Regions from separate parts of the Homo sapiens genome. Here region 1 is linked to region 2. A link is a loop called in an ENCODE intact Hi-C map of the cell type or tissue named here. Cell type or tissue: endothelial cell of umbilical vein. All regions are shown on one strand. Links, peaks and the distances in the headings refer to the core of each region. The heading gives the core; the rest is flanking DNA. Region 1 has its middle 12 kb from the start of TRP-CGG2-1. Region 2 holds the start of LOC105374989 (a long non-coding RNA gene).

Region 1 (10,784 bases), core at 1,693-9,692, 470 kb after region 2:
ATGTTTAAATGAGTAAAAATCTGTCCAGGAATGAAAGAATAAAAATCAGCTCACATCGTAAAAGAAAAAAAGCAGCATTGTCATTTTTCTCACTAGGAAAACATACACAGATTAAAGAAGGCTGAAAGTTTACAGGAAACATTGTTTTTCTACCAAGATCATGGAATAACTGTAAAACTCCCTAATAGCCTCCTCTTTGAAAGGTTTCTGCTTTCATTCCAATGATGCCCCAGGCCTGCCTTGCTATATCCATTTATTACAGGGGAGACCCGACTACTAAAGCACCCTCAACTCATTACTGCACTAAATCTTTAGTTAATCCTTCTACTTTCTAGTCCTGTCCTAGAAACATCAACCAAACCAGAACCAAGGTTGAAGAATACCTGCTTCTCCTTGTCTCTCTTCAGAATCTTTCAGCAGTAACTCAAACCTTATAAAATGTACTTCTCTCTTCTCTTCTGTAGAGCTACCGTTTCAAGATTCCTCTCAAACATCTTCCTTCCATTACCTGACTCATTAATCTGATTTTGTCAGATTACAGGTTTGTTTCTAGTGGTTTAGTGGCTCCTGGTTAAAGCTGCTTAGGCTGCAACCTGTTATTATACCAGCACTGATATACTTGGAATTTTTTCTAACATCTCTTTGGTTTGTATTTTTCCCACATTTGAGTTTATTACTTTTTTATTATCTTTTTTCTTTACTGTCTTTTTAATTGGATTTTTTATTTTGCTAATTTTTCCCCTTATTGCTCTACTCATGTGAATAATTTTTCTTCTACTAATCTATATATTTATCTATTCTTTGTGTGCTTACTATCAAAATTTTATTATTAATAGTTAACTTTACAAAGTGTAAAGTTAATCTACTTTATAACATATTCCAAGCATTAACATATGTTTACACACACATATTTTGAGACAGGATCTTTCTCTGTCACCCAGGCTGGAGTGCAGTGGTGCTATCAGGATTCACTGCAACCTTGACCTCCTTGACTTAAATGATCCTAATTTTTTTTAGGCTAGTTTTAGACCACCTGGCTAATTAAAAAAAACTGGTAGAGACAAGATCTCACCATGTTGCCCAGGCTGATCTCAAACTCCTGGGCTTAAGTGATCCTCCTGCCTCAGCTTCCCAAAGTCCTGCTATTGTAGCCATCATTCCCAGCTACAATATTTTTAAATAGCTTAAATCTAATTACTGTCATCTGTTAAACTATTCTTATCTGTTATTTTAGTTCTGGCTTTTTTCAACCCCCAAAACTCGACATCATTATTATTATTATTATTATTATTATTATTATTATTATTATTATTATTTTATACAGGCAATATTTGCTTAGGCTTATATGTTTCCCGATTTTTTTTTTTCATTTTTTTCTTACAGCTTATCCCTTCTAGGGTTATGTTTTTGTTGTTCAAGTACAAACTTAAAGATTCTATAGTAAAGTTTCTTAGTGGCAATATTGCTCTGCTTTCCCTCACCCTTAAACTGTATTTTATCCTCATTATTGAAAGACAAATTTACTACGATGGTTTGAGTGTATCCTCCAAAAGTTCACATGTTGGAACCTTAATTCCCTAAAGTGGAAGGATTGGGAAATAGGGCCTGGTGGAAGGTATTTGGGTTATCTCTGCCCTCATGAAGAGATTCATGCAGTTCTGGCTAACTGGGTTAGTTCTCATGAGAGTGAGTTGTTATAAAACCAGTCAGCCTGCTTCTTTTTCCCTCTTTCATCCACATTCTCTTGTCGTGTTGCTTTTTCACCATGTCGTGATGCAGAACAAAAACCCTTGCCAGAAGCCAGTCCCATGACCTTGGACTTCCCAGCCTCCAGAATAAACTTCTTTTCTTTACAAATTACCCGGTCTAAGGTATTCTGTTATAGCAACAGAAAATGAACCAAGACATTTCTTTGTATAAACTTTTGAGTTGACATGTTTCTCTCAACAGTTTGAAGATACACTTTTTCTCAGATTGGACTTTCACTTTGTGGTTTCAAAAACCTATGGCAATCTGAATGTTATTTCTTCAGCAATCTTTTTTTCTCTTTCCTGTTGCTTTAAAAATCTTCCTTTAGTCTTTAGTATTGTTAATTGCACTACAGTGTGTCCGGTGAGATCACTTTCTATTTGATCTGCTTGGAATATGTTGTGCTTTCTGTGTATGTGAAGTCATATCTTTCCTTTGTTTGGAGAAATTATCAGCCATTATCTTTGTAAATATTGCCTCTTCCTATCCTGCAAGTTCTAAGTGTTTTAAAAATGTTTTCCATTGTTTTCACATCTGTGCTACTTTCTAGATAATACCTTCCATTTTATCTCTTTTTTTAATTTTCTGGACTATTTTTAGAGTTCTACATTTACAAAAAAATTGATCAGAAAGTACGAGAGTTCCCATATACGTCCTTATAGTGTGATATATTTGCAACAGTTGATGAGACAATATTGATGCATTTTTATTAACTAAAGTTCATAGTTACATTAGTGTTCACTTTTTGTGTTGTACATTATAAAGGTCTTGACAAATATACAATGATCATTACAGGATCATACTGAATAGTTTTATAACCCTAGAAGTCCTCTGTGTTCTACCTGTTCATCCTTCTCTTCTTCCTGCCATCCTAGATCCTGGCAACCACTGATCTTTCCACTATCCTTATAGTTTAGCATTTTCCAAAATGTCATATAGTTGGAATCATATAGTATGCAGCCTTTTCAGACTAGCTTCTTTCACTTAACAATATGCATTTAAGTTTCCCCGTGTTTTCTGTGTCTTCATGCCTCATTTCCTTTTATTGATGAATAGTATTCCACTGTATGGATATACCACCGTTTGTTTATCCATTCACCTGAAACGATATTGGAAACCCATGAACAGCCAACAGGCTTTACGAATGTCTATAGTCTACCACACCTGTTTCTTGTTTTAAAAAATTGAAATAGGCCGGGCATGGTGGCTCACGCCTCTAATCCCAGCACTTTGGGAGGCTGAGGAGGGTGGATCACCTGAGGCCAGGAGTTCAAGACCAACCCGACCAACATGGAGAAACCCCATTTCTACTAAAAATACAAAATTAGCAGGGCATGTTGGCTCATGCCTGTAATTCCAGCTATTCAGGAGGCTGAGGCAGTAGAATCGCTTGAACCTGGGAAGTGGAGCTTGCGGTGAGCCGAGATTGCACCATTGCACTCCAGCCTGGGCAACGAGAGTGAAACTCCATCTCAAAAAAAAAAACGAAAAAAAAATTGAAATAATTTAAAAAGTTTTAGTAGTCCCTAACTCTACTATCTTTTCTTTCTCCTCAGTCATATTCACTCTCTCCCCAATTCGGTTTTCTAATTTTACTACTTTTCTCCCCCATTCAGAGTTTTCTAGTATTACTACTTATGGAAATATTAAAAATAATAAATAGTGTTGTTTTACAGGATTTAATGTATTCAATGAATGGTATCTTACTAAGCAATTCACATTTTTGGCCAAATATTTTTTCTTGAAATTATTAACATAACATTTGTCATGGTTGTTGATGTTTTAATCATAATTACCCCAGGGTTTATTTCTTAAAAGCAGAATATTCTTTTACGTGGCTACAGTGCAATGATTAAAATCAGGAAATTAATATTAATACAATGGTACTATTCACTTGATAGAACATGTTTAGATTCAACAATTGTCCCAGTGATACAATTTATGGTAAAAGATAATCCAAGGTCACATGGTACATTAATATGCAGTTGTCATCTCTCTGTAGCTTCCTTCATCCAGTAAAAGTTCCTGAGTCTTTCTTTGTATTTTATGATGTTGTTGTCATAAAAGCTTGAGACATTTCTACAATGTGCTTCAATTTGAGTTTTTCTGATTTTTCCTTGTAATTAGATTCAGGGTGACCCCTTTGGCAGGAATACGGTAGAATTTATTATGAGTTCTCAGCGCATGATGTCAAGGCTCACGTGCTGTTGGTGTGTTTCATCCCAGGCAGTGTTAGCTGCCATCACTTGGTGTCTACTGGTATCTATTTGGTGTTCAGTGTAATGTTACTGTTTTACTCTTTGTCATTAGTAAATCTTTGGGGAAGACACTTTGAGGCAATATTGATATCCTGCTCACCTAAACTTCCACCTATTAGTTTTAGCACCCATTGATGATTCCTTCCTGAAGAAATTATTATTATGATAGTCATCGAGTGGTGATATTCTAATTTCATTATTTCTTTTACATTTACTAGTTGCTTTTTCATTGAAAGTTAGGTCTTTTCCTTCTCCCTCATTTATTCATTTTAATTGTGGACTAATGGATTCTTGTAGTATCCAATAGGTAACAATCATTTAAAATCATTATTCAGTTTGATTCTCAAATTTTCTCAAATTTGGCTGGAGGGAGTCCCTTCAAGCTGGCTCCCTATTTGACAGATTCTCACCATTCTTTGAGCTCATTCTTACTTTTTGACACAACAAGATTCTCTAGGCTCATCTTGCATCTTGTTTTCAATGTCATTTTACATAAGAAAAAGTATAGCAATGGAGAGGCCAAGTAATTCATCAAATATTGCCCATCCAATGTAACCCAGCCAGAAATCATTAAAGTTCACATGTAAACCCCGAAACTGTTGAGACAGCCGAGTAAAAAGGGCTCCCCAGAGAACCTCCGACCCACCTGTGCACTGGGAAAAGGGGGTGGAGCCACGAAGTTAGCGTGGTTTGCAGAGGGGAGGAGCCCAGCCTCTTGTGTTCCTGTGTGGTGGGGCAGGAGCAGGTTAACAGGCCTCCCTCTCACTCTGCTGAAAGTATTTCTTTTTCCTTTTTCGCGCAATAAATTCCATTTTTCTCACCCTTCTATGCATCCTCAAGCCTAATCTTTCCTGGTTATGTGACAAGAACCCGGTTTTTAGCTGAACTAAGGAGAAAGTCCTACAACACTGCCACCATGTGGCAATTACTCCAAATAGAAGGAGAGGCTGAAGGACACACAACCAGGATGCAGAGAAAAAGATGGAGACAGAGTCTGTGCAAGATGGGATTGATACTGAGACTGGGTTAGCCACCTCTCCTAGACAGTGAAACAGATCGCAAGAGAGGCTGACCCAGAAAGACACATGCAAAACAATGGGCAATAGAACACATGACCTGAATTAGATTATCTGGGTTCAAATCCTGATTTTGCTATTCATTATCTGTGTATCACTGGGCAATTTACTCAATCTCTCTGTGCCTGAATATCCTCATTCAAAATCAGGGATGAAAAGAGTACTTATCTCAAAGGGCTATTTGCTCACTTATTGCACAAGTAATTTGGCATCTGATATGAACCAGGTGCACCTCTAGATGAGGATACTGTCACATTGAATGAAGACCAGTGACCAGAAGCCTGCCTCACAGCCCAGCTCAGTGAGAAAAATAATTCCATTCTCACCTCTAATCTCAACCCTGTGTCACCATTTATGTATAGTCCTTTGCATTAGTGTCTGGAAAGGTCATTTTTTGAGGGCAGAATGAATAACCTATAGAAGGATCATTCTTGGGTATAATGAATTAAAGAAGTATTATGAAGCTTTATAAGGCAGGATTAGCTCATAAAAATGGAGGGTTCTTTTGCTTTTCCAGTCCCATTTGTTGTTTCACAGACAAAGAATAAAACAATCACTGATGGCAAAGACTGCAAACTGCCAACGTTCATCGGTAGAGCAAGGTGACGCTCGTCCTGTCCAGGCCTGTGGTTGGGATAAGCTCAGAAAGCAGAGTCTCCAGGGCTGGTCATCATCTATCATAACCCTGCGTATAAAGAAAGCCTTGAGAAAGAAAAGAAGTGACTTATTATGTGTCTTCTGACCTGGTTCTCATTTTTATTCAAAACATTAGAACCTTGGGAAGATGAAGAGAGGGCCAGAAAAATGGGAAACCCTGGATACAGAAACTTGGCTAGCTGTTTACTTTTTCACTGTACATCTTTCTATTGCAATAGTTAAACCCCAATTAAGACTGAAATAACTCCTGAGGCAAACAAACGTAATTGTGGAGACAGAGGGGAAAATGTACTTCAGGGACTAGGATCCTGCAGAGGGTTTCCGTCTTCCTGACAGAAAAACAACTTTGAAAATTTGAGTCCTGGTAATAGTTTGTTAACCAAGAACTCTACAAATCCAGAAGGCACAAACATGGCTTGGGGAGCCTTACCTTGCCAGAAGGACTAACCCAGAGCTTTACTACACCATAGCTACCAAGGTGAGTAGACCTGACAATTCTTTTATTTATTCACATATGCCATATAATATTTCCCTCAGAAGTATGCATCTTGCTTTGTTCTTTGACTAAGCAAGGGAGTTTATGTGAGCCAGAGGACCTTGACTCTGCATCTAATCTTTACCTGGGGTCATAAACATGAAGGGGACCATTTCCAGAAGATGACCCTAGAAATGCTTGAGCATCTTTGTCCCAGTGTTCAGGATCTTGTACTGTAAGAGAGGTCCGGGGTGGTTCTTCCTATAAGGTTCCCTCTTTGGTTTCATCCAAAAATCACAAAGATAAAAAAGCTTTTCAGGTTTCTAGAAAAAACTCATTTTTAGGCTTACATTTTCACCTGCATTATAACTCTATCAGCATTATTAGCTTTCATCAAATTTCTTCATATCGTTTTTGGTGCATTTCTGTGATTTGCAAGTGGGCCAACTTTGTCTTTACCTATTAAGTAGTTAATTCATTAAGAAAGAGATAGAGAGAGTGTGTGTGTATATCTTGAAGGTTTTCTTTCTGCATCCATCCTTAAAGTCTCCTAATCCAATATATAATATTGTATCATATACAGAAGTCAACTTCATTAACCATATGCCAGTTTAATGGAAGCATCTATTAACAATCATTATGATTAAAAATCATACTTGCTCTTCAGAAATTTTCCACTTTTATTTTTGGCCAGGCTATAAGTAAGTATAACCTGATGTAACCCTGTAAATTTACCCTGGCATTATGTAGCAGGGAGCACTAATCTCATTTTCAGTTGAGAAAACTGGAGCTGAAATGGGTGCACTTCCTTACCTGCCTAAGCTATTAGGTATTAGAACTGGATGGAGCACTACACATCTATCTGAATGTGAAGCATGTTTTTTCAAATAGTTTTCAATCATGATTCCAAAAACAACTTGGAAGACCAGTCACCCTTCCTTCCTCTGATATTTTTCTTATTATTCAGTCAAAAAAATGGAAGTGTCTTATTAGTATTACAGAAGCTAATCTCTAATCTGAATCAGAGCTTTGGAACCTTGGGAAGATGAAGAGAGGGCCAGAAAACTGTGAAACCCTAGAAAAAGATAAGAAGAAACAAACATAAAAATATTTGATAAGGACATCAGGGTGGTGAAGTGTATGCAGGACATTCATTTTTGACAAATTCCAGGTTTCTGACTAAATATGTAACCAGTTCTTACTCCAAACCTATTAGTCCATACTGCTCTTCTTGTTATTAAAGCCTGTAGTTCATTTCACTATAGGCTATCCAGTTCAGATCATGTAATGCTTTGTTTAATGCATTGATATAGATGTTAGTCTCTTCATTTGGCACTGGAGGAAACTGAGGCAGAAAAGCAATAACTAATATTCCAAAAGTTATAAAGTTTCCTGGTATAAGACCTGAGTACAAGCCTAAATTCAGGCAGTTCACACTGCCAGGGACCTTTAAGACAAATTAAGATAAATCTAAGGCATCTCTTAGTGATTAGTAGAAAATGAAAGGGGACAAGGCTTATAGAAAGGTTAGATCAAACATCCTGGTTTCTTTTGTTTTGGGGGATTTATTTGTAGTTTGATGTAAGTTCTGGAAAAGAAGTGAGATTGGAGAGGTTGATTGTGAAAGAGTAAAATCCTGTTCAGACAAAAAGAGTAAAAATTAGCTTGGACTGGTAAAGATCAAAGTAGCTCTCCTGTTACCAATGTTGGGAGAACAGACACAGGTAGATCTGGTTACAGAGTCAACTGGACTCACTGGTTACACAGCAGTTGTAAACTGCCATAATTGCACCATTTGAGTGATGACTCTTTTCTTACCAATGTAGCCCCAACCTGCCTTGTATATCCAGACATCAGAGATCTCTAATTTATAAACTGCCTTCATCTCGTGACAGTATGCAATAGCTAATTAATCTACCTCTCCTAATGGCCCTTGAGAAACATCAACACATCAACAACTCCGCTTAGGGGCCCCTCAGATCCATCAGTGGGAACTCAGACCTCTCCTAAATGCCCTTGTAGAGTGACATTCTATGGTTCCTCTAGAGCACCTTCTCTGGCTACATCCAGTCCATGTATCTCATTGTTTTTCAGCAACAGGCTTGTTCCTGAAGGTCTTTGGCTGATTAACCATTAACATTTGAGGTCCTACAGTGAAATGCTATGCAGTTTGACTTTATATGGAGTACTTGGAAAACCCACTGAAAACTTGTAAGTACTGAAATTACAGATTCAGTTCGGGGTCTTGAAAGACAACTCAGAAATATTAAGGAATATAAATCAAAGATATGAAAATAAGAAGAGATAAACCAGAAATTGTTATACTAATCAAAATGATAGACATATAGGCATAATGAATAAAAGAAGTATCACAGAAGATAAAACATTGTTAAACTTGAGAAATGTTAAAGATGTTGAAACAACATGATTTTATGAGTGTCTGTCTGTTGAATGTGGAAGAGGTAGAGGGGTTAAGGGTGAGCACCAGGTTTTTGAAATTGGCTGATAGGAATATTAAGAATAAGTAGAAAATGGAGACATTCAGGTTGGGGGAATTGTTTTAGTTCAATTCAGCATATGCTGAGACTTAAAATATGTGGGATATATCAGAATTTGAACAAGCAAGTTGGTCTTGCAGCTATGGAGATCAGGAAAACAAAATCTGTTTCCCAAATTTAGATTTTTGTATCCTCTTCCAAGATGACATTTAAGGTCACATGGTATGTTCATCAAAGAGTGTCACAGGGAAAGGACTACAGTTCTTTGGACAAAAATCTGCTCTGTTACATATATTATGATTTCCTTTATCCACTAGAAATGTGCTATGATATGATTTTTTTGCAGATACATATATATCATCATAACTGGTACTTTCTTCATACAGTGTTTCCTTGATCTAAATATTTTCTGCCCATGAAGTTAGAAATGGCTTTGAATATTATCAAGGGAACAATATTCCTGTTTCTAACTGGACTTGGCATTGTGGGGAATGTTTTGGTTTTGGTAAACTATATGTGCATTTTCTTTTGGGGGACTGAGAAGAAGTCTTTACACTTTATTCTTATTCACTTAGCTTTTACAAATATCATACTTCTATTTTCCAAAGGAATGCCCAAGACAATAGCAGCTTTTGGTTTGAAAAACTTCCTAGATGATACAGGCTGTAAAATTGTTGCTTATCTGGAGAGGGTGGCTCGAGGCCTTTCCATCTGCACCAGCAGTCTCCTCACTGTGGTCCAGGCCATCACCATCAGTCCCAGAGCCTGCATGAGGGGGAGGCTCAAGCTGAGGTCTGCATGACAAGTCCTTCCCTTGTTTCTCTTTTTTTTGGACATTCAGTTCCTTGATAACCATAAACTTACTTCATTCCATCACAAATAGCAACATGAACAGATCACAAATTAGTGAAAAGGATAACTACTGTTATTTTCTAGCAGGGAGATCGGTAATAAGACGGATTTTTCTCACACTGATAGTCTTGCAAGATGCCCTGTTTCAGGGTCTAATGGGCTGGGCCAGCAGCTACATAGTATTTCTTCTCCACCAGCATCACAAGCATGTTCTTCACATTCAGAACTCCAAATTTCTGTACAAAACTCCCCCTGAGATAAGAGCTGCTCAAAGTGTTCTCCTTCTGATGATCTGTTTTGTTTTCTTTTATTGGATAGATTGTATTATTTCTTTATATTTAACTTTATCCTTAGAGAATAATTTCATAATATCAAATATTCAAGAATGTTTAACCCTTGGTTATGCAACTCTCAGCCCTTTTGTGCTGATTCACAGAGATAGATGTGTGGCTGAATGTTGGCAAGTTCAGTAAGACTTCAGAAAATGTCTGTTTTATTGATCTCTTCAGTAAGCAAGTTTGAAATAAACTTGCTAGTTTTGCTGTGCTGTGTATTTTTTAAAATAAGAAGAATTGCTTAAACATATAAGGATAAATTCTCATACAACAAACCTGGTGACCAGCAGCTCCGATCTAATGCAAGAGATCACAGAAATCCTAGAGAGACTCAGCGATCTTATTCTCTATCCTTCCACCCTTCAAAAAGCAGCTGAAATTCTGTGTATTTATGATGGCTCTTTCACCACCAGGCTTCCAGGAGTAAAAAACAGTAGAACAATCTGGTAAAATCTATCAAAATTACTGGTGCAGTCACCTTTTGACTCAGGAATTCCATGTCTAGGGCCTAATCCTTCAGATATACTTGCGCATTTAAGAATTGGAGTAGGAAAAATACACATTATGATACATTATTTTAAAAATACAACAAAATATCTAGCAAAAGGAATTATTTTTGGCTATTTAAAGATATTGATATGTATCCATTCATACAAAGGGATTTTATGGTACTTATGAAGAAGTGGATGAGTTCAAAATATATTGACACGGAATGATACGCAAAGGTTTTTTTTTTTCAATTAAAACAAAAGCAATGTGAAAGCTGTAGCATTCAAAAAGCAATATAATAATATAATTAATTTGGAATTATCTACATCATGAACTCCTGCAAGAATAAAAAAAAAACTATAAGAATTATTCCTGATTGAAGAGAAACTAAGTAA
Region 2 (10,784 bases), core at 1,605-9,604:
AAATGAAAATTGGCCGGGTGTGGTGGCTGACGCCTGTAATCCCAACACTTTGGGAGGCCAAGCCTAGTGGATCACTTGAGGTCAGGAGTTCGAGACCAGCCTGGGCAACACGGTGAAACCCTGTCTCTACTAAAAATACAAAAATTAGCCGGGTGTAATGGCGGGCCCCTGTAATGCCAGCTACGCAAGAGGCTGAGGCAGGAGAATCGCTGCTTGAACCCGGGAGGCGGAGGTTGCAGTGAGCCGAGATTGAAAATGAAAAATTTTCTATCTTCTGTTACCAGGGCCCTTGAAACCACACTTTTTTCGCACCCCTTGTTAACTGGAGACACGAAGGCGGGCGGAGGGGAGAGGCCATCGGAAACCTGGCAATGTCTTTTGCAGCTGCATGGTGTGTGCCCAGCCACCTTCAGCAGTTATTGTGGCCAGTCTGTGGCTGACCTGGGCTATCAGGGTTAGCGCACTCCAGTGAGCTCCCCCAGCACATTGCCTGCAAATGAATTCAGAGAACTTCTTTTTGTTTTTCACCTTTGCCTCCAATTCCATTGTGTCAATTATCATTGATTATTTAATCAGGACTTTATGGTTGGACGTGCAGCTTCTTCTAATCTTTTTTTCTTTTAAGTGTTTAAAAGAATAATGCTGACATGAGTCAATTTTAGTTGTACAAATACAGCTATTGTGTAAAAATTGTCAGAAGCGGAATTGCAGAGTCTAAGAGAGACCATCTTTGGTATTTATTTTGTTAGCAAGAAAAAAATTGAGAGTCTGATAATTTAGGAAAATACCAGTCACAGGAAAATACCAGTCACAGGAATACAGGTGGAAACCTAGCTAGAGGTCTCCACCCCTTTTATTCGTGCTCTATTGTGACGTCCAAAGCCTGACCCAAGGAACTGATTCAGGTAGAGGCGACGCCAGCTCAGTGTAGGGGGCAAGCTCTGCAAGACCTTGGCCGAGTGACTTCTGCTGCTTTTTGCTGTGGGGACTCTACTGGATGGACCAGCACATGAGAGAGATGGAGTTTGGAAACAAAACAAGTGGTTCAGAAACATGGGATTGCTTTCATATCTACTGGCATTTAGAAGGAGCTTGGTAAATTTAATCAAGAAACAAGGAAATGAAAATACCCAAGGAACACCAGGGGAAGAATAATGGTTGGATTTTCATTTAATTTGCCAGACACAATCCCTGAAGTAAGAAAATACCGTTTCTCATGAAATTCCGGCACCCGAGGCTCAAACGGCCAACCCTACGGTTAACAGCCGAACGCGCTAACCAATTGTGCCACAGAAATGAATGTGGTGGAATATCTCCATTCCAACAAGGTTATTTTACTTTTTTTCAGTCTAAACAATACATTAGAAAGGAGGCTACTTCTCCGTGTATTGGAAAAATGTTTTCCCTTTTTTTGACTCTCATTGTTGCTATGTTAATGTGTTTTAAAAACGGAGGTTTATAGGCTTGCCGCCGTGGCTCACACTGTAATCCCAGCACTGTGGGAGGCCGAGGCGGGCGGATCACGAAGTCAGGAGTTCCAGATCAGCCTGGCCAACATGGTGAAACCCATCTCTACTAAAAATACAAAAATTAACCGGGCGTGATGGCGGGCGCCTGTAATCCCAGCTAGTTGGGAGGCTGAGGCAGGAGAATTGCTTGAACCCAGGAAGCAGAGGTTGCAGTAGGCCGAGATCGCGCCACTGCACTCCAGCGTGGGTGGCAGAGCAAGACTCCGTTTCAAACAACAACAACAACAACAACAACAACAAAACACAGAGGTTTGTAATAATACAGATATTATTCTTAGGAACATAAGAGTGTTAATTGGGTGGAGAGCAGGACGCGGGACTGGTGCGTTTTGCAAAATAAGTATGAGTAGAATCAAAGGAAAGAATTTATTTTCGGTTCAATAAGGAAGTTTTCACTGATAGTTCAGTTGAGAGAGAAACCACTGGAAGGCTGTTGCATAGAAGGAAATATATTAAATGAGAAAGACACCAGCAAGAGCAGAGGGGAAAACCATTTAATGGAAAATCTGATACAAATATTAAGGGAAAGTAAGGGGCCAAACACCAGGACATGAAACCAGAAACTCCTATACATTAGTGCTTGTCCACCAAACTGCGAGCCTGAAATTGCGATCATACTTTATATTTGTGTTTTAAAGAGTAAGTTGGTGACAGATTTTATTTCTTTTCTGCCTGTCTTCCTGCTTCCTCTTTTTCTTTCTGCCTTCCTCTCATTCTCCAGTATGTATACCTTCTAATCATTTTCTTCTGGGTTTTATTCTGAATATTAGGATTTTCTAAATTTGTTCCTGTTTTTCTCATTTTCTTAAGCATATGTGGGTTGACCTTTGAAGTACGATGATGGGTAGGGGGTGGGTGGATGTTGTGATATTCACTACCCTATTTGTCTTTCTAGTCCTTTCAGTGACATTTAAGCCCAAGAGTCAGGTTACATTAGGATGATGTCCTCAACTTGAACTGTTGACTCTTGGATGTCCTCTATTCGTTTAGTCTCCCAACTAACAGTTATTGAGTGTCTGCTAAAAGCTAGGCACAGTTCTAGGCATTCGGATACATCAACAGTACACAGCAGAGACTAGGGTGGATTTTTCAAGCTGGGGAGAAACACATAATAAACACAAATAAGTAATTGTATCTATTTGAAGGTAATAAGTTCTATGGAGCAAAGAAAAAGTCAAGCAGGGTAAGGGGACCAGGGAGTGGGAGGTATGTGGTTTGCAATATTAAACAGGCAAGTTAGGGTGGCCTCTTTGTTTATGATATTTTGGAATGGCTTATTGGAGTTTTGATATATCCATCTTTGTCTTTAAAAGATGTCTCTCTGAGAACCTAGGCTGAAACAGACAAAAGAAACTGGATAGATCTTTCAACAGCAATTATGGGGAGTTTTGAGAGGAGGTGCTCCCTGGGATTGGATGAAGATACCAGTTAGGAAGGATGTAAATGTCTATTATTTAGGAATAGACAAACCTCATAATCTATTTTACGACCAAGAATTCTGTATTTGCCATTTTCAGAGATTTGGGTTGGTGGCTCAATGTAGAATGCCCTTTTCTACGGATCACTATATTCCATGTTGGACTTCTGGTTGGCTTGTTTAGTTTTTTCTTTGGAATTCAGTGCTACCACACAGACGTGTGCAAACACACCCACACACACACCATTAAACAAACAAAGGCCAGTGGGTCTCTTGGCTAAGGATTCTATGGTGCATATGCAAGAAATGCTACTGATAAGGAATGTTATATCAAGTTTCTCAAGAGTGGATAAAGCTGACCAATCTAGCTGCTATACTTGGAGAGGATAATATGGATGGTGTAAATTAGAATTGTATATAAGCAATAAGTTAGAATATGGACAGTCTTTTTTTTCCCCCTTTTTTTTTTTTTTAAAGAAAATGGACATTCTTTCATGATTCATCAAAAGAATCATTGGAGAAACTGATTTATCATGTGACCTCAAGTGTTTCTTGGAAACCTTTTGGAGGAAAAAGAAATTAAACATGCTGAACTGGCTGAAAAAAATATAGAAGAAGCACTTTCAGATCATATTAAATATATACAAACTGGAAAGAATCTATGCACACAGAAAACACCCAATTTGAAGTGACTTTTAAAGTCTTCAGCAGAGTTAGCGGCATGACAACAGAAAGAAATGAAAGTCTGGACAATGTTTGCTCCACTTAATATGGAGAAAAAAAATGTCCCAAAATAGATGATGATCTGAGCCATGCACATGAAAGTTGCATTTCTACAGAAAATGGGCCAAACGTCTTACAGAAAATCCTGAAAGTGCTATTTGTTCTTCACAATGCCAGATGAGTTCCCATGAGGAAAAATTATGATAACTGGAGGTCATCGAATCTGCTTGCTGAGAAAAACTTAGTTACATAAGAAAATAAAATGAGCCAGGCATTGTGGCTCATGCCTTTAATCCCAGCACTTGGGGAGGCCAAGGTGGGAGGATTGCTTGAAGCCGGAGTTCAGAACCATCCTGGCCAACATAGTGAGACCTCATCTCTATTTTTTAAAAAATTAAAAATTTGTTGTATGCATTTTATATTTATTTTATATTTTATATATAAAGGAACATAAAATGCATACAACCAACAAAGTATATTGAAGCCAAGATCACATGCAGCTTTTGGGAAGAGGATCCACATGCTCCTGTTCTAACAGGGCCACTTTGGAAAGGCCCAGGACAATATGTTTCCCTGGAATATCAGATCACTAAGGAAGGTTAAGCTAGGTGGGCTCAGAAATCTAGAATCCATAGTTGTCCTGTGAGGACCTGAAGAAACTTAGGATAAAAGACAAATGATTTCCCTAGAACGATTCCATTCTGATCCAGATCTTGCTCCAAAAAGCCTTTTGACTTTGATAGACTTGCTGAATCTGAAGACTTCAGAAGTTTCAGTACACCTTAAATGGAAATAAAGTCCGATAGAAATACTACAAAGATGTACCTGATGAGAACAAGTGACTTGTCTCCCCCACCTGAAAGTGGAATGGCTGGCTCAAGCATAGTTCTGCCATCTCACAGTCAGAGTCCCAAACATTCTCATGAACTCCAGGGGCATTTCATGTTCCAAAGACTTCTGTTTGCTCGCCCTTCTTTGGAGAGTATATATGGATGTTCCCCAAGTGCTTGTTCTCCTAAGTGATTTCCAGGACCTAACACACTCTCCATTTACAATGCCAAGTTATTCTCTCCTAATTGCTGTATTCCTCCCCTCCCATTTGAAAACCCTGAAGGTAGATGTGACCCGCACTTAGGGTTAGCTGAGCTTTCAAATAAAACTCAATCCAAAGATCCAAAACCATAGTGAGGAATTCTTTGGTCCCTTGTGTCAACTAATTCTGAATTATCTCTTATTCAATGCAAATAATGTTAGTTAAGTAGTTATAAAATTGGATCAAATGGAAGCCTGATAGAATTTTAAATCTTAGTGCTTCCATTATATCCTAGAAGAGATAGTATAAGTATAGTAATTGTTATTATCTGGTCTTCTATAACAAAAACTTCAGTGGAAGTCTGACATGAGCAGTTTAGCATTTGGAGAAATTTGGAAGTGCAAAGGTCATATTTCTATGTCATAAATTGTGTTTATTATAATTCTTAGACAAATGTCAAAATAACTTGTTTACTAATACAATTTAATTTTTTTTAAAAAATCATCTGTATATTGCCAAAATTAGCATGATAATTTGGGATATGGGAAGAAACATTGAGGACCATGGGGTAAAGCAATGTGTTGCTGGTTTTAGGGTTGTGTGAGGGAATAAGCAGTATATATTTGCATGAGCACTACATATTCCAGTAACTGAGGCAGATCTAGAGTCCAGGTTTTCTGAAGTTCAGATTTGGATCTTAAGCGCAGGGAAAAAGGAATTTTATAAGAAATTTTTAATCATTTCTTAATTTCTATTCAATTTACTTTGCAACAAACATGTAAAGGTATAAGTTTACCTCTGCAATAAGGTCTGGAAATAACACTTTTAAAACTTCTTGCAGTGGGGTAACTTGTAGTAGGAAAACTCACATAAACACACAAATTCAATATAAAAATGATGCCAGTTGTCATATGTGCCAGTTATCACATGATTGTGTCCCAGCCCTGAATCCACCCTCAAGTACTGGGCTTTGAGATGTGGGGCTTGGGCTCTGCAAAACATATTTCTCTTTTGCTTGCGGTTCCCTGTTAGATTCTGACACTAGAGGGCCCCAGGAGCCTGTTCATTCTCTGTTACTTTATTATAGGGCAACAGCCCTTCACCCTGGCAGTGATAGAACAGTTTGTTTCACTTTCCAGATTTTGAAAAGTGCCTGCAGACCCAGGCTCATTGCACCTTCAGAGGTGCCAGGGTCATCTAGGAAGTGTCTCCTTTTCAGATACTGAGTCTCAGCTCCACAAGACCCCAATCCTAGGAGCTCCTGAGGTACTGACGGCAGCCAGGATGCACTTTCTCTTCAGAGGTCTAAGCCCACATGCCGGGATCTCTCTTCTCACTTTCTAGTTTCTGATACCAACTCCTTTCCTTTATTCCCCACCATAGTGAGTGGGAGCTGTTTGCTGCAGTTTTCAACTCTGTGTTACCTTTTTGTGTTTTAGATTTCTAAAACCTGAGCAAGCATTCCCTATATGAACTTCATGTTGAAATGCCTCACGTGGTTTTTGAGTTGCTGACTAATTTATTTCTCCTTGATGTCTATCCGAATCCTGCCCACCGTTTCAGGCCCAAGTCTTTCCCCACGGGTTTTTCTCTTTGCAGACTGGATGAATCTCCAGGTCCTCCAAATGACTACATTATATCATGTACACCTCAGTTATAGACCTCTGGGTAGTTATTTTAGTATTCATGCTTTATTACAAACTTCTAGGTTTTTACAGTCATATTGAAGACATGGTATTTTGTTACCAACTAGGATATATGCTCTTCAGGGACAGAGAACAAACCTCAATGTTCTTGGGATGTTTTTCTTGTTTTTTTTTTGAAAATCAAAATGGTAAAAGTGAAAATAAATATGCCCCATCCAAACTTAGAATTTTCATTGGTTACAGAGCTGAGATGATCCAGGAAGCTGCCACCTAGCTAACAAGCCTGTCCTATTTGGGAGAGTATGGGCATGGGGGATAATTCTAAGTTAGGAGAAAGGTCTTTAAGTGTTAAAAAGACAATTAGGCCAGTCATGGTGGTGAAGGCCTGTAATCCCCCCACTTTGGGAGGCCAAGGCGGGCAGATCACTTGATGTCAGGAGTTCAAGACCAGCCTGGCCAACATGGTGAAACCCCATCTCTACTAAAAATACAAAAAACAAAAAAAATAGCCAGGCGTGATGGCACATGCCTGTAATCCCAGCTACTCAGGAGACTGAGGCAGGAGAATCACTTGAACCTGGGAGGCAGAGTGAGCCGAGATTGCACCACTGCACTCCGGCCTGGGCAACAGATCAAGACCCTATCTCAAAACAAAAGAAAATTATTCCAAAGTATGTTCATTATTCAGAATTCTTAACATACACTAGGGGTGACATAGGCTGTACTGAGGTCAAAAAGATGGACAAGAACCAAAAGAAGAAAGAAGCAAGGGTCAGCCATGCCCTATTCCTTCCCTGTTTCCTCTGTTTCCTAAACCCTCACTGATGAAAATCAATGCATGGTTTGACAATTCAGAAATTCGTATTTGAAGACATAAAATGGTGCTGCTTTCTTTATCCTGAAAACTTGGCCCCAGAATATGTTAAGAAGTAAAGTTCAGTTCTTACCAACATACCATCTTTGGTAGACAGAATGACTCCCTCAAAGATATCTAAGTCTTAATCCCTGTAACTTGTGAATGTGCAGCATTTCATGGCAAAACAGACATTGCAAACGTAACTAACGTTGTGAATCTTATAATAGGAAGATCATATTGGATTTCTGGGTGGGTCTAATCTAATCACATGAACCCTTATAAGCAGAGAACTTTGAATTCAGAGAGATGCAGAAGGAAGAGAAACCAGATATTTGAAAAAAGAAAAAGACTTGACAAGCCATTGCTGGCCTTAAGATAAAGGAGTCCATGAGTCAAGGACCTTAGTTATAAGAATACTAGAACCTGAAAAATGCAAGCAATCTGAACGATCTTGGAAGGAGAATTTTTTTACAAGCCTCCAAATAAGAGTCCAGCCCAGCTAACACCTTGACTTTGGCCTCGTGAGGTCCTGAGCAGAGCACCCAGTTGGAATACTCTGTGCCCAGACTCCTAGCTCAAAGTGCTGTGAAATAATAAATGGGTGGTGTTTTAAGCTGCCAAGCTTGAGGTGATTTATTATGGAGGCAGTGTAAAACTAATTTATCATCTTTCATGCAAGTCAATTCCTCCTCCAACTCAAAGAGCAAATATACACAAATGTCAGACAAAGTCACAAGAGAAAGGCTTTTCATAAGCAAACCAGGGGAGACAGAGATGAGTCTAGTAAAACAAATGGGGAAGGAAGGGGAGGTGACAGCTGTAAGCAGCAATGGGCATTCGGCCCACTCCAAAATTGTAGGAAAACTGTCTAAGAGGTTCTTTCTCAAGGAGCAAGGAATCTGACTGATGTTTTCCAGGCTAACAGTCTTAAACCTCTAGGTGTTTAAGGCTAAATGGGCAGAGAGAGGATGGGGATGGAACATCATTTTTCTTTTCTTTTCTTGTTTTTTTTTTTGTTTTTTTTTTTCTTTTTTTTTTTTTCGACGGAGTTTCACTCTTGTTGCCCAGGCTGGAGTGCAATGGCATGATCTTGGCTCACCGCAACCTCTGCATCCCAGGTTCAAGTGATTTTCCTGCCTCAGTCTCCTGGGTGGCTGGGATTACAGGCATGTGCCACCACGCCCAGCTAGTTTTGCATTTTTAGTGGAGACAGGGTTTCTCCTTGTTGGTCAGGCTGGTCTCAAACTCCCGACCTCAGGTGATCCACCTGCCTCAGCCTCCCAAAGTGCTGGGATTACAGGCGTGAGCCACCGTGCCCAGTCTGAGTATTATCTTTCTAAGGGACAGTGCAGACTTGGTGGGAGGCAGTCATTCAGCAGGAGTAGCATCCACAGTGTCTCTCAGGGGATGATCAATGTTTCCCAAGGATAAGCTAGATTCAAGATTTTCTTAGAGCTCCTCCAAGGACTGTGTATGAACAACTAGTGAAATGTGGACAAACAGGCTCCCTACGAAGCCAGAGGGGGCCGGGCCTGGTGGCTCACACTTGTAATCCCTGCACTTTGGGAGGCCAAGGTGGGCGGATCACTTGAGACCAGGAGTTTGAGACCAGCCTGGCCAATCTGGCGAAACTCCATCAAAAAAAGCCAGAGGAAGAAAACCACACTTTAAAGCCAGACCAAGGAAGGGAAAGATTAAAGGCAAATGCAATTTCCCACCCCCAAGATGCAAGTGAGGAAAGACTATCTTCCCTTTTCTTCAGGCAAGCATATTCCCAGGGAAAAGCAGGAAGGTAAGACTCCTATCTGAGCTTACATATTGAAAAGAGAAATGCCGGCCGGGCGCGGTGGCTCAAGCCTGTAATCCCAGCACTTTGGGAAGCTGAGCTGGGTGGATCACTTGAGGTCAGGAGTTTGAGACCAGCCTGGCAAACATGGTGAAATTCCTTCTCTACTGAAAATACAAAAATTAGCTGGGTGTGGTGGAGGGCGCTTGTAATCCCAGCTACTTGGGAGGTTGGGGCAGGAGAATCACTTGAACCTGGGAGGCAGAGGCTGCAGTGAGCTGAGATCGCAGCACTGCACTCCAGCCTAGGTGGCAGAGGGATGCTGTCTCAAAAAACAAAAAGTAAATAAAAATAAAAAATAAATAAAATAAAAAGAGAAGTGTCAATAGCATGGGCAGAAAAGTTGTGGAAATTTCCCAAAGGTTGTTGCTTCTGGGCTTGCAGCTGTGGCTGAGCTCTTGTCTTATATCCCAAACTGATGGAAAATGAAGGTGCTGGTGCTCTGACAGGTCCTTCTCCCACTGAACCCTAGTCAGGGGGCATTGGTTCCCTAGGGGCACTTCTGCTGCTTAACAGGCCCACTCTAAGCAGGACACTCTGACTGAGGCAGCAGTGAAGAGGTTTCGAAACCCAGGCTTACTCTGTGGTGCTGTCTCCTTTGAAGGAAAATCATGTGCCCTGAATAAAGGATCCTGGGTGTTCAGGACCAAGTATACCCCAAAAGACTGATGGCACCAGTGGTCCTACTAGGGCCTGCTTCACTGATGAATGCTCCAGAAATGGAACTCCTGACTGAGCTAGACAGACCTATCCTAAAGCACCAGTGCCTTAGGATTGGCATTTCTCCAAAAGGAAGGCTCATGGGGCTGTGCTATCAAACGCTGAGCCAGTGGCCTCATTGTCAGGTGACTGTGTGGGACCCAAGTGGCCTTCTTTCTTTCTTTTAGATTGGGCTTCTATACTAGCCTAAATATAGATGGATCAGAAGATCCAGAAGGATCTGTATATGTAGGAGAATTAAGGGTTGGGATGCTTACAGGAATTGGTTTAGAGCAGGGATGGTTGGGGACTTGGCAGACCTGTCAGCCTGAGGGGTCAGAGGTGGCTTGGTGGGGTCAGTGATGAGTAATGTGGTAGAAGCAGGAGTCAACCAGGAGTAAGTGACTGTTGGCCTCAAGTCTGAAGAGGTGCCTGGAAGTGTCTCTGACTTCGAGGACACCAAAGGGGTCAGCAAGCTGGATGTCTCCTGAGGCAAAGCAGCCACACAGGTTATCCCTCCAGTGGACTATAGGAAGGCCAGTGGGCCTGGGGTATTCTGCATCACTTTCAAGCTCTCCAGCTTGGATTAGTGCTCCCAAATGGAGGGGTAGTTGGAAATGGTGCAGTCCCAGCAGCAGGTAGGGTGACAGAAAGGATGGGCTGAGTGGCAGGCACAATCTCAGGATAGTCATTGGTGGCCTCAGTCTGCTCCTTTATGACTTCGTTGACCTACCAGAGTGCAGCTTTCTTGTCCAAGTTTTCTGCAGTGACTGCATAACCAAGTTGGGGAGTTGAAGACAGGATACCCTCCCCCTATGGCTTAGAAGGCTGTAGCAAAGTTTTGCTTTCATGAGGCCCAGAACTAACAGATGTGGGCGATGTATTCCTTGAGTTTTGCTTTGTTTTCTTCTGTGAGGGAGTGTCTGCAGCCTGAACCTCATTGTTTAATCCCTATACAGCAAAGTGTGGACAGATGTTTTTCTGTGCCTTTTTGTTTGTTTTTGAGAGGGAGTCTTGCTCTGACGCCAGGCTGGA

Evidence for each region. Peaks named below come from ENCODE experiments on the same cell type or tissue, not always from the same donor. Only the 100,000 strongest peaks of a DNase experiment are listed, where the experiment ranks them.
Region 1: a loop joins it to region 2, with 17 times the contacts of the local background. A loop is called at or near these places in 92 of 110 quality-filtered maps.

The regions. Positions count from the first base shown.
Region 1 is chr6:27,074,152-27,084,935 of GRCh38, forward strand. It overlaps the pseudogene VN1R11P. Among named protein-coding and RNA genes, the nearest start is that of TRP-CGG2-1, 12 kb to the right of the region's middle. RefSeq lists a silencer at 4,605-4,684. In endothelial cell of umbilical vein, for the core only: a CTCF peak has its summit at 4,942 (motif pointing left); a DNase peak (open chromatin) is centred at 4,870; H3K27me3 peaks cover 138 bases.
Region 2 is chr6:26,601,814-26,612,597 of GRCh38, forward strand. It overlaps LOC105374989 (a long non-coding RNA gene), which reads left to right and starts at 920. Exons shown (of 2, transcript NR_187833.1): 1 at 920-1,778; 2 at 2,843-4,848. In endothelial cell of umbilical vein, for the core only: a CTCF peak has its summit at 5,737 (motif pointing right); a DNase peak (open chromatin) is centred at 5,758; H3K27me3 peaks cover 788 bases.